Linked DNA regions of Homo sapiens: region 2 is linked to region 1. A link is a contact called in ENCODE Hi-C or POLR2A ChIA-PET data. All regions are on one chromosome and are shown on one strand. The core of a region is the stretch at or near the end of the contact, and the rest is flanking DNA. Distances in the headings are between cores, read along the strand shown.

What was found. A loop is a pair of places that touch in the nucleus more often than their neighbours do. ChIA-PET counts read pairs that join two places held with the same protein, here RNA polymerase II (POLR2A). Pooled maps may share reads with other maps.
Region 2: a map of sigmoid colon shows a loop between it and region 1 (2.4-fold over the local background). The contact joins the promoter of MGP here to the promoter of RERG-AS1 in region 1. A Hi-C loop is called at or near these places in 1 of 168 maps with a recorded cell type or tissue (sigmoid colon) and 6 of 50 pooled maps. POLR2A ChIA-PET finds 5 or more read pairs at or near these places in 1 of 52 experiments (OCI-LY7).

The regions. Positions count from the first base shown.
Region 1 is chr12:15,149,932-15,155,032 of GRCh38, reverse strand. It overlaps RERG-AS1 (RERG antisense RNA 1), which reads right to left and starts at 3,110. Exons shown (of 3, transcript NR_046559.1): 1 at 2,963-3,110; 2 at 693-793. All of the region lies in intron 2 of RERG (RAS like estrogen regulated growth inhibitor), which reads left to right.
Region 2 is chr12:14,882,867-14,887,967 of GRCh38, reverse strand. It overlaps MGP (matrix Gla protein), which reads left to right and starts at 2,114. Exons shown (of 4, transcript NM_000900.5): 1 at 2,114-2,237; 2 at 3,723-3,755; 3 at 4,921-4,996. The coding sequence starts at 2,177.

The sequences.
Region 1 (5,101 bases), core at 1,861-4,360:
TATACATACACTGGTTTCTTTTCCAAGTCTCTTTGTAAAGCAAGAATCAATATGAGGTGTCAGTGTCTAAAGCCTTCACACTTAGCAACTTAACATTTTAAAAAATGAAAATATATAATACTACAATTTCATTTAAATTAACTATTCTGAAGCTCCTCCATCAAATATTAGGAAAGACCCTTTTAAAGTTTAATACATTTTTAAAATTCTAGGTATGAAAATTCTGTTTACATAATAGTCTTTAAGTTGCTGTCTCACCTAAATAAGACACAGAGGCAGTGTTTATGAATATGATTGCCGAGTGAGATTGAGACAAATTTCAACCTACATTGATTGTCCTATTTGGCAGGAGACCAACGAGCTGCCACATAATGTACGCACCAGAAGACTGGCTATGTTCTTTGGCCATCAGCGGATGTCCATGGTTGCTGCCTATAATTGCAGTGTTTTTCCCATTCTGCAAATTTCTCATTAATCAGGTTACTTTAGCTATTTGGCCAAATTTTCCTCGAAGAAAATGAAATACAATCAATCCCTGATTCTTTTCTGATTATTAGAGACACTGCTCTCCTTCATAAGGAACAATAATCAAAGTAGAATTTATATTTGGCTTCATAATGCAATATGTGAGTTTTTCCAACAGATTTGCCCTCTTAATTGCTTTGGTCTGGCAAACTTTAAAAGGAACTTGCCTTACGTGGATGGCAGTATGAGGTTGTCCAGAACTGAACCGGGTGGTTGGCAATCTGAACAAAGCTTCTGTGCTTTATTGATTGCCAGGGAGACTCGGGGGCTAAATGGCAAGCCAAAAGACAAGGATTCAGAATATATAACTGTACTAGTTTGCTAGCACTGCCTCAACAAAGTACCACAAGCTGGGGGGCTTAAACAACAGAAATTTACTGCCTCATGCTTCTGGAGGCTAGAACTCCAAAATCAAGGCGTCAGAAGGATTGGTTCCTTCCAAAGTCTGTAAGGGAGGATCTGTTCCCTGCCTCTGTCCTAGCTTCTGGTAACCTCAGGCCGTCCTTGGCTTGCAGATGGTGTTCTCCTTATGTTTCCATATCATCTCTCTGTGTGTGTCTGTCTCTGTGTCCAAATTTCCCCATTTCATAAGAACATAGTCATATTTAATCACTTAGGGCTTACTCCAATGAAATCATCTTAGCTTGATCATCAACAAAGATCTTATTTTTAAATAAGGTCACATTCACAGATACTAAGATTAGGACTTCAGTGTCCTTTGAGGGGACACAATTCAACCCATAACACTATCTATCTTGAAAAATCACCAGAGAGGATAATTTATAGCCATTGGTAAAATTTATGCAAATCATACAATTTCCCTTCAGTCAATGCATTTATTCTGGGTGCCATATTTAGATGATAGGCTGCCAAAAGTAATGCACCGTGAATATTCTTTTTCTTTATATTATAAAAGCTATTCAATTACTCCTGGATTTTCCAGGAACTATGGTTCTCTAGTTCCTTATAAATCTCAATGGTATTTTTCTGAATCTTACTGCTTTCCTTTTATTTATAAATACTAGACTCTCCCACTTTAAGCAAATTTCTAAAGACTGGGGTAAAAGATCTCTTTTGTGAGCAAAGTGCATGTCTAGGGCCCTGTTATTTAAGAAATTTAAGATCATCAATTTCAAACATTCAAAGCCTATACTGCTGGTTCATATTTTTCACTATCCAGAACAGTAATCTTCACAATGGTTAGCTGTGTTCTCTAAAAGTCGCAGATAATTGTTATCACATTTAAAATCAAGCACCCATCACAACTCCCCAGTTCTTTCTTTTAGGAAAACCTAAAGAAACCTTGGATGACCTTAAGACTCTATGGAAAAGCTGGAAAAACACTGACCCAGAAAACAAATGTGTAACAAGTCACATTTTTTCCATTACTTAAGGGAAATTGTGGTGCGAATTTTTTTCTTAATCTCTCTGCTAAGTGTAAATATGTGACTCACCCGAACTACCTCATTCTTAGACCATAAATATTAGGAGTGATGACTTATAAGGGGCTCATGTTCATGTGTGGTAAGTAAATACTTGTCTGCACATATTAATTTAACAAGAAAATGGCATTTTCCTAAGTAGCATAACATCAGAAACAGTAGAGAATTTAATATAAGTAAAAAGCAGTGTTATATTTTAAGAAAATTACTATGATGAAAGAATTCATTTTTTTCAAAGAGTAATATAATAATATTAGGCTTTAATACCTAAGAACATGCATGCTAGATCTGGTTCCAATCCAAAAAAGTTCTATGAAACTTCAAATACCATGTGAAGGTTAACTTTTAAAAATACATTTCTTCAGAGCAAATTTCTATTCCTAGTCCATGCGAAACCACAGGGTGGTGCTCCAGCTGGACTGGTTTCCTCAATTCAAGTTATCCTTGTCCAGTTTCCTTCTTAGGGCACTGCTACATGAAAACCTGATGTGTTCTGTGTTCTTGCAGCAAACTCCTACTGTGTCCTATCTTGGCTCAGGCAGGACAAAATGAAGCTCTCCATCTCTAGGAGGTGGCTTGCTTCAGAGCCTTCTCTGTCCAAAACAAGAGTTTTTTCCATATTGTTTCTCTCTAGGCTTTTGAAATTAGAGGGGAAACACTATGGATAATAGCTTCAGAAAATATGAAAAGCTCACCTATTACAGCAGATGGGACTGAAGTATCAGTCCATATCTAAGGCAGGTGAATTGGTGCATTTGAAGCATTCCAAGTCAGTAGGACAGCCAGAAATATGAAATGAAAAGCACTAGTTTTCCTTAGCAATGAAATTTTGACTCCTATGACTTTGCTAATGCTGTGTTCTGCTTTCCTTTCTGCCTATTCTATTTGTACAACCTTCTGTGCCTTCCTCAGATGGCTTTCCAAAACATCTGTGGGCAATATTCCCTTCACTGAACAGCAATGGTACTTTAAGTGCAAAACAAAACAGCATTTACCTTTTGCAATTTATAGTTCCTGGGTTATTTCATGTGCCTTGTGGTTATCTCAGGAGCCCTTTATTAATCTCCGAACTGTAGGCAAGAAGGTGGTCTTGTTGTCATGGTAATAACTTCAGTACTTAGCACATGGAACGCAGCATTTATTGTAAAATACTTTTCCAATCAAATGGTTGCAGCAGTTTTAGAAGTCATAACAGTAAGGGTAGCATGCAGTTCATGAATTCCTTCATCAGGAGGAAAAGACTGACCTGATTTATAAAGGAAAAGGAAGCATAATAAAAGTGGAATTCTGTTAACCTAACCATATTAGTTCTCTTTGCTTAGAGTTAGGGGGTGTCCAATCTTTTCCAAGAAAACTTTGTATATTCTGGCAGTGCCCTCTGGTGGATGATTTACTATGATCCACTACCATTCAGTTCCTGGACATTACATTTCACCTGAAAGATTTCTACCTTTTGTTACCACTTAGCATTTTTCCCCCCATCTCAAGATGAATAGTGTTTTCTTTCAAAGTTTCTTGAATATCTACATCTACAATCTACAACAAATGCCACTGGATTGTGGTTTGTAAGGAATATCTAAGGTGAATTCCAGCAAAGTGAATATCAGTTTCTACCACTTATTACTTTCAAAGTCATTAAATTGCTAATATGGGTGCAATTTGGCTGTTGCGTGGAAACACTTGGCTTGGGTATGTTTATGTAAATGGTTCAAAGCTGTGGACTGTGTATCTGGCAAGCTGCTTCTAAGAAACAAAGGAGAAATAGGCATGTTTTCCATTTAAAAGACATGTGGTTCTTATTGACTTACCGAGATTGGTTTTTGTTTTTGCTTTGTTTTATTTTCAAAGTCAGTTTTCCACTCTAAGATTAAGTGTGTTCATTATAGAAAACGTAGAAAATACAGAGGAAAAAAATCACCCATAGTCACAACAAAACCAAGACTGATTTTGGATGTAGCCTACGGAGGTAGAATGCTCCCCTGGGGTAGATTTTAGAAACAGGCTGTAGTGGACCAAAGGGGAGCATGGCATTAAGTTTCCACAAGCTGTTTTCTGTATTTATAAAGTACAATAACAATATTGCATGTATTATGTACTTTCATTTTCTGTCTCAAATTAGGTATGGAGATTGCATAATAATAATAGCAGCCATTTATTTAGCACAGAATTTCAAAGCCTAACCCTAGAGTTGCCCTTTGCCTCCTGGTGAACAGCAGTTCAGCCCACACTCAATTCTTCCCTATAACCTCCCACATCTCTGCCAGGATTTATTCTTGTAATAGTAATAACTGTTGTTTAACAGGTCCTCATTACACAAGAGAATGCAGCGATTAATATGCAGCCTGTTTGAATTCCAATTCTGGCTTTTCCACCTAATAGCTGAGAGATCTTGGATGAGTAATTAAAGTCTCTGCTTCAGTCTCCTTCTTTGTAAAATAAAGGCCCTGCCACACAAGGTTTTTTGGAGAAAACTAAGTCCCTAGAACAGATCTGGGAACATAAATGTTAGTTATCATTGTTAACATATTACGATGATATATTAGACATGATACTAAGTTCCTTATTACGCCATTTACTCCTCATAACAATCCTATGAGTTAGATATTCTTTATCCCTGTTTCAGGTAATGAAAATGAAACAGAGAGCTCCAATGACTTGCCCAAATCACACGGCAAGTTACAATGTTGAGCCTAGATATGAGCCTACATTTGACGGTCTATAAAGTTTCAGCTCGCCATCTTGTTTTGGCTCTGATAGGTTAGCTATTATTTTGCTTGTTTGTTTAATTTGTATTGAAGTATAAAATATATTTAATATATAAAAATGCATATTACACAGTTTACACTGTGTAAATATTCCCAAATGAAAAACTCCTGAGATATCATCACTGCATCTTTACCAGATCCCATCCAAAGGTGACTACTAAGCTCCCTTCTAATATCATAGCTGTGGTCCAAAAGTGAGCAGTCTTGGCCTTGTACCTACTCTCCCTCCCCGTCCTTTCCCCCAGTAGCCTTCAGGGGGGTTCACAGACCAAAGTAGCATAGTAGGAGAACCACTGTCTATACCCTGCATATGCAAATGCATTCATCTCAGTGGGTTGTAACTCTCAGGAAGGAAGGATTCTAAGGCCA
Region 2 (5,101 bases), core at 865-3,364, 270 kb after region 1:
TGATTTAAGGTGAACAAAAGGTGAACCTTAAGTTGAAATGAGAAGTGTAGGATTTTCAAGTTTAGTTTCTGGGAGTGTAAAAATAAAAAAACAATTGTGATGTCAGAGGTTGAAAGATTATAGTTGTCATTTGAACTTGGGGATAAAGGAGACATCTATGACTTGGCTGGAAAAGACAGAGCTAATGTACATTGCAAAGCACATATTTATAGCAGGAAAATGGGAAGATTTCTCTTTAATTCTGGAGATGGAGTGGGGATGGGGAGAGTAGACTACTCATTTTAAGGGTGAAACATTGGAATTCAACTTGTTTGATGTTATATTAATTGGTGGTTAATTACTAAGCTAAGTACGTATAAAACTTTTATCTATGGCTAGCTTGTCCCCCCAAAGTCATGCAATATAGTGAACTGGCTTTCGCACTTTAAATTATTCATTGATCATGTAATGATTCAGATGATTCATCTTCCAAGATGGACACTGAAACTAACACTCATAGTAGGTTGTGGTTTAAAGAGTGGAACAACCGCCAGTCTCATTAGTGGAAATTGTGATGGTTGAATTTATCAAGGATGAACATACACGGTCTTCTTTCTGAGATTTTCTTTAAGATTTTCGCACAGATAATCTATTTCTTAGGTTTTGGAGAGAAAACTTGAATTTTATTGATCCCTCAGAACTCAATCTTTCAGATTTCAAAGGAGCTATTTCTTTTAATGGGGACTCTGTTAATATTTATAAAAGCTCTTCACAGGATGGAGGGTGGGAGGGAAACTCCATCCCAACAAGACAAAAAGAATGAAGCATGAGGCTCCACCTAGTTCATCACTGCTCCTTGAAATACATCAGTATTGAAAGACACATCCACCCCACCCCCAACCCAGCCCTATTGCTGTTCCAGCTCAAGAGTCAGAGGTCCCGAAGCTGTAGCTCTTCTACAATCTGCTGCTCTGTGACTTCAAGTCTGTTGTCTGCAAAGAAAACTATTGGGTTCCCAAGCAAGAGAGGCACATCTGGTAGGACAGATTTTGTGATTGCAAAAGAAGGGGGAAAAAAAGAAAGAAAGAAAAGACCTCTCTATACAAGATAACCAGAGGCATCAAACTGAAATCCTCCTGTGGAAAATAAGCTAGTACTTCTGGGCCTGATGGTGTAGTGAAAACCTGTGCTTGAGGATACATTACAGTGAAAGAGCAAAGTGAATAGTAAGTAGCTATTACTTACCTCCTTAGGGAGGTGTGTTGTTTGTCTGTACATCCCCCACAGCACCTAGCACAGTACCTTGCATCTCACCTGCCACTCACTAAAAAGTCTATCAAGTTAGTTAATTATCGAGACAACGCCCTCAGAAATGAGAGAACAGTACCCTCTTATCCTTGCTGCACTTTCCAGCACTGATACGCTGCCTAAAAGAGGACTAGGGCACAGGTTTGAATTAATGTCACAAAACTGGATGGGCAAGTTACAACGGTGTTGATTAAGGAAACAGAACTCATGGTGCACCGGATATCTCCATCCTGATGAACCCTTGGAAAAATGCCAAAGATGCATATCCCCAGGCAAATGCCTGATTAGTCTGGGATTGATAGATTGGTCTAGGATTCAGCCCTACTGGGAAGATGTCTAAATTATAATCAGTGTAGAAAGCGAAGTTCTCCTAGAAGAAGAGGCAAAGGTTAAAAAGAAGAAAAGAAAAGAAAGTGAAGTCCTTTCTCCCCCAAAACCTCTCATCAATCAATCAGGGTAACAAACAGAACACTAGGGCTCTGTCTGTGGACCAAACCCAAAAGCCCTGCGGTCAGGGCCAGGAGGGTAGATCATGTGTTTGTGGCAACTTCCTCTGTGGGCTTTTGCCCAGGTCTGTCCCCAAGCATACGATGGCCAAAACTTCTGCACCAGAGCAGCATCCTGTGTAACACAGTCAGGTCCAGCAGTTAGGGAAAACTGCCCACTCAGAGTAGATAATATCTGGAAGGAATGACTGTTTGGGAAAAGTTCCAATGCTAGTTCAGTGCCAACCCTTCCCCACCTTCTCCAGCTCTCTCCCACTGGTTCCTCCCCTCTCAACTGCTCTGGTTCTTATAAAAACCTCACAGCCTTCCACTAACATCCCGTAGGAGCCTCTCTCCCTACTGCTGCTACACAAGACCCTGAGACTGACCTGCAGGACGAAACCATGAAGAGCCTGATCCTTCTTGCCATCCTGGCCGCCTTAGCGGTAGTAACTTTGTGTTATGGTGAGAAACTTTTCTCCCATTTCTCTGTGTTTACTTTTCTGCCTCTGACTTTGGCTTACTTCTATTTTTCCTCTCCCTCCTCCTCTTCTTCCCCCTTTCTCTGTTATAATCTTAAAGTACCATTACTTTCACATTTCCCAGTCTCCGCAGAAACTGATCTGTTCTATTAAGTCTTTTTTATATCCTAAATATCCAGAGTCTTATGCAACTTAACAGGCAAACCCGTTCAGTGGTAAGTCTCTGTATATCTAGAAACTCATATTTCAGAAAGAAGATACCAAATTCCCAGCCCCCTGCATCCTCATTTTTAAGGATATTTATTTAGACTTTGGTATCAATGGGTTAAGGGTATTGTTTAAACCACTTGCCTTTGAGAAAATCCATTTTTATGTGAAGTATTAAGTATAGCCCTTTCTAGGGACTGGACAATCTCATGAACTTACTATGTTTGTTCAGTTAATTAATTTTAAAATAAAGTTTTACATCAAAAGAATTTTAGAAAAGAATCATTTTCATAACTCCTGTTGTCAGAAAATAAATTTTGCCTGTTTTCTATATGTCATTAAATATACCTGCATTTGTTCAAAGCTTATAAAAGGAAATCTGAAGCAAAGTTATTTACTTATTTCAGTCTTTTGTTTCAATTACCTAGATATTTTCATTGTTTTAAAATTTAAATTACATTAACAACCATAAAGATTATGCTTCTCACTCTTGTATTCACAAATTTTCTGTATTAGAGGATTTGATTTCTTCACCTCCTTTTTAAGTTTTGAAGAAAATTCACTTGCTGGCAAATATTAATAGAAGCTTCTTATTCCAAAATTTATCTGCTGTGCTCAGGAGAGTGGCAGAAAGAAGAAAACTTCGGCTTTGATATCGTTTCAGTTCTCTCTCTGAACTGGCATCGTGCCCAGGGTGAGCTGTCAGCTGGAGCTAGTGGTTTCTGTGGCTGCCAATTTAACACAGGTTCTTAAGAGGCTTTCGGAACCCTCTTAGAAACCTGCCCTAGTAAGCCCAGCAGAGCAACTGCCCTGTAGTTCTCTTGCCTGGAGAAACCTGGCTGTCTTCTGGATCCTTCTTAATCCTCTTTGACCCTGTTCTCAAACAGGCTCTGAATAAATCAGAGAAGAAGGTTCTCTGGAGACTTCTGTACAGCACTTAAAGTGTCTTATTTTGCTTGTCTGAAGACGTCATAGCCCTTGGGAAATTTTAGCTGAAAATGGCCACTCCCTCCTTCAACATCAGAGAAACTAAAATATAGAGATATCCACAGCAAGGCCAGAGCTAGAGAAAAACCTCATAAATCCTAAATTCCTGAAATTTCTAATAACCACACTGCTAAATATATTCTTCATGTTTTTAGACTCTTTCCTCTTCTTCCATCCCTGTATTTAAACTATCACAGTGTCTAAATTGATAAATAATAACATAATGAATCATGGATAAATATTGATATAATGAATCTTTTTTTTTTAATTTCAGAATCACATGAAAGCATGGAATCTTATGAACTTAGTAAGTGAATATTTAACTTCTTTATTCAAATCCCTTGCATTAAAGAACCTCTTCTTATTTTTAAATAAACAAGATGGAAAGATATATAACAGGGAGGGAAAAGGGGGCCTCTTTTGGAAAACTAAAGTAAATTTTTAAATCTAATGACTATAAAAATTGCCAAAGGAGCAATTTTTTAAGTTTGAAGTAGTGCAATATGGGATTTAAGCTACAGGCGACATATTTAGAAGCCATAAAATCTCATTTGGAAATTTTAAATTGGCACCACGTCAACTGCACAGATGGAAAACGAGGAGTAATGACAAATGGTAAAGCACAGAGCTGGACGCCAAGTCAGCTGGGAGACCACAGGCGCCACGTTAAGCTGAGTGCTGTTTTGGTTTTTTTGTGTTTTTCTTTCTTGTTTTTTTTTTTGAGACAGTGTCTCACTCTGTCGCCCAGGCTAGAGTGCAGTGGTGTGATCTCGGCTCGCCGCAACCTCCACCTCCCAGGTTCAGGCAATTCTCATGCCTCAGCCTCCTGAGTAGCTGGGATTACAGGCCCATGACATCATGCCTGGCTAATTTTTGTATTTTTAGTAGAGATGGGGTTTCACCATGTTGTCCAGGCTGGTCTCGAACTCCTGGCCTCAAGTGATCCACCCACCACAGCCTCCCAAAGTGCCGGGATTACAGGCATGAGCCACCACACCCAGCCAGCTGATTGCTGTTGAATAGCTGGATTTATAAAGACTGAGCATAGGAGGAAATGGCACATCACTCTCATTTTTAATTTATTCATTATTTTTATAGTGTTTAAACTGTTCATGTATCGGCAATCTAGTTATGCTTCATAAATCCTCAGGACAGAGAATTTCTCCTCAAAAGGAATTTAAAATCTACCAAGTAGAAATACAGAAATTAAGAAAGGCAAAGTGATCGTCCAAACTCAAAACCAACAAAGCCTATATGACAAGTCTCTAAGACACATGGATTGATTACTGATTTCATTTGATCAGGAAGTTAATGAAATCTACTTTATACTCTCCTTTAATTTTTGCCAATCTCCGTTTATATGAGTTGCATAAGTTAAGGCACTTTCAAATATATTTGTGTCAAGGAATATTCACGGAAATATTTCCAGCTATGTGTCGCTAAAACTGCATTTATTTATTTTCTGTTCTAAGATCCCTTCATTAACAGGAGAAATGCAAATACCTTCATATCCCCTCAGCAGAGATGGAGAGCTAAAGTCCAAGAGAGGTCAGTAACAAAACTTCATGAGGAGTGGTCATTTTTCCCAGTGTAGATCACAGATCTGAATTGGAGTGGGAAACAGCTTTTTCATCATATACATTATTTCTAATT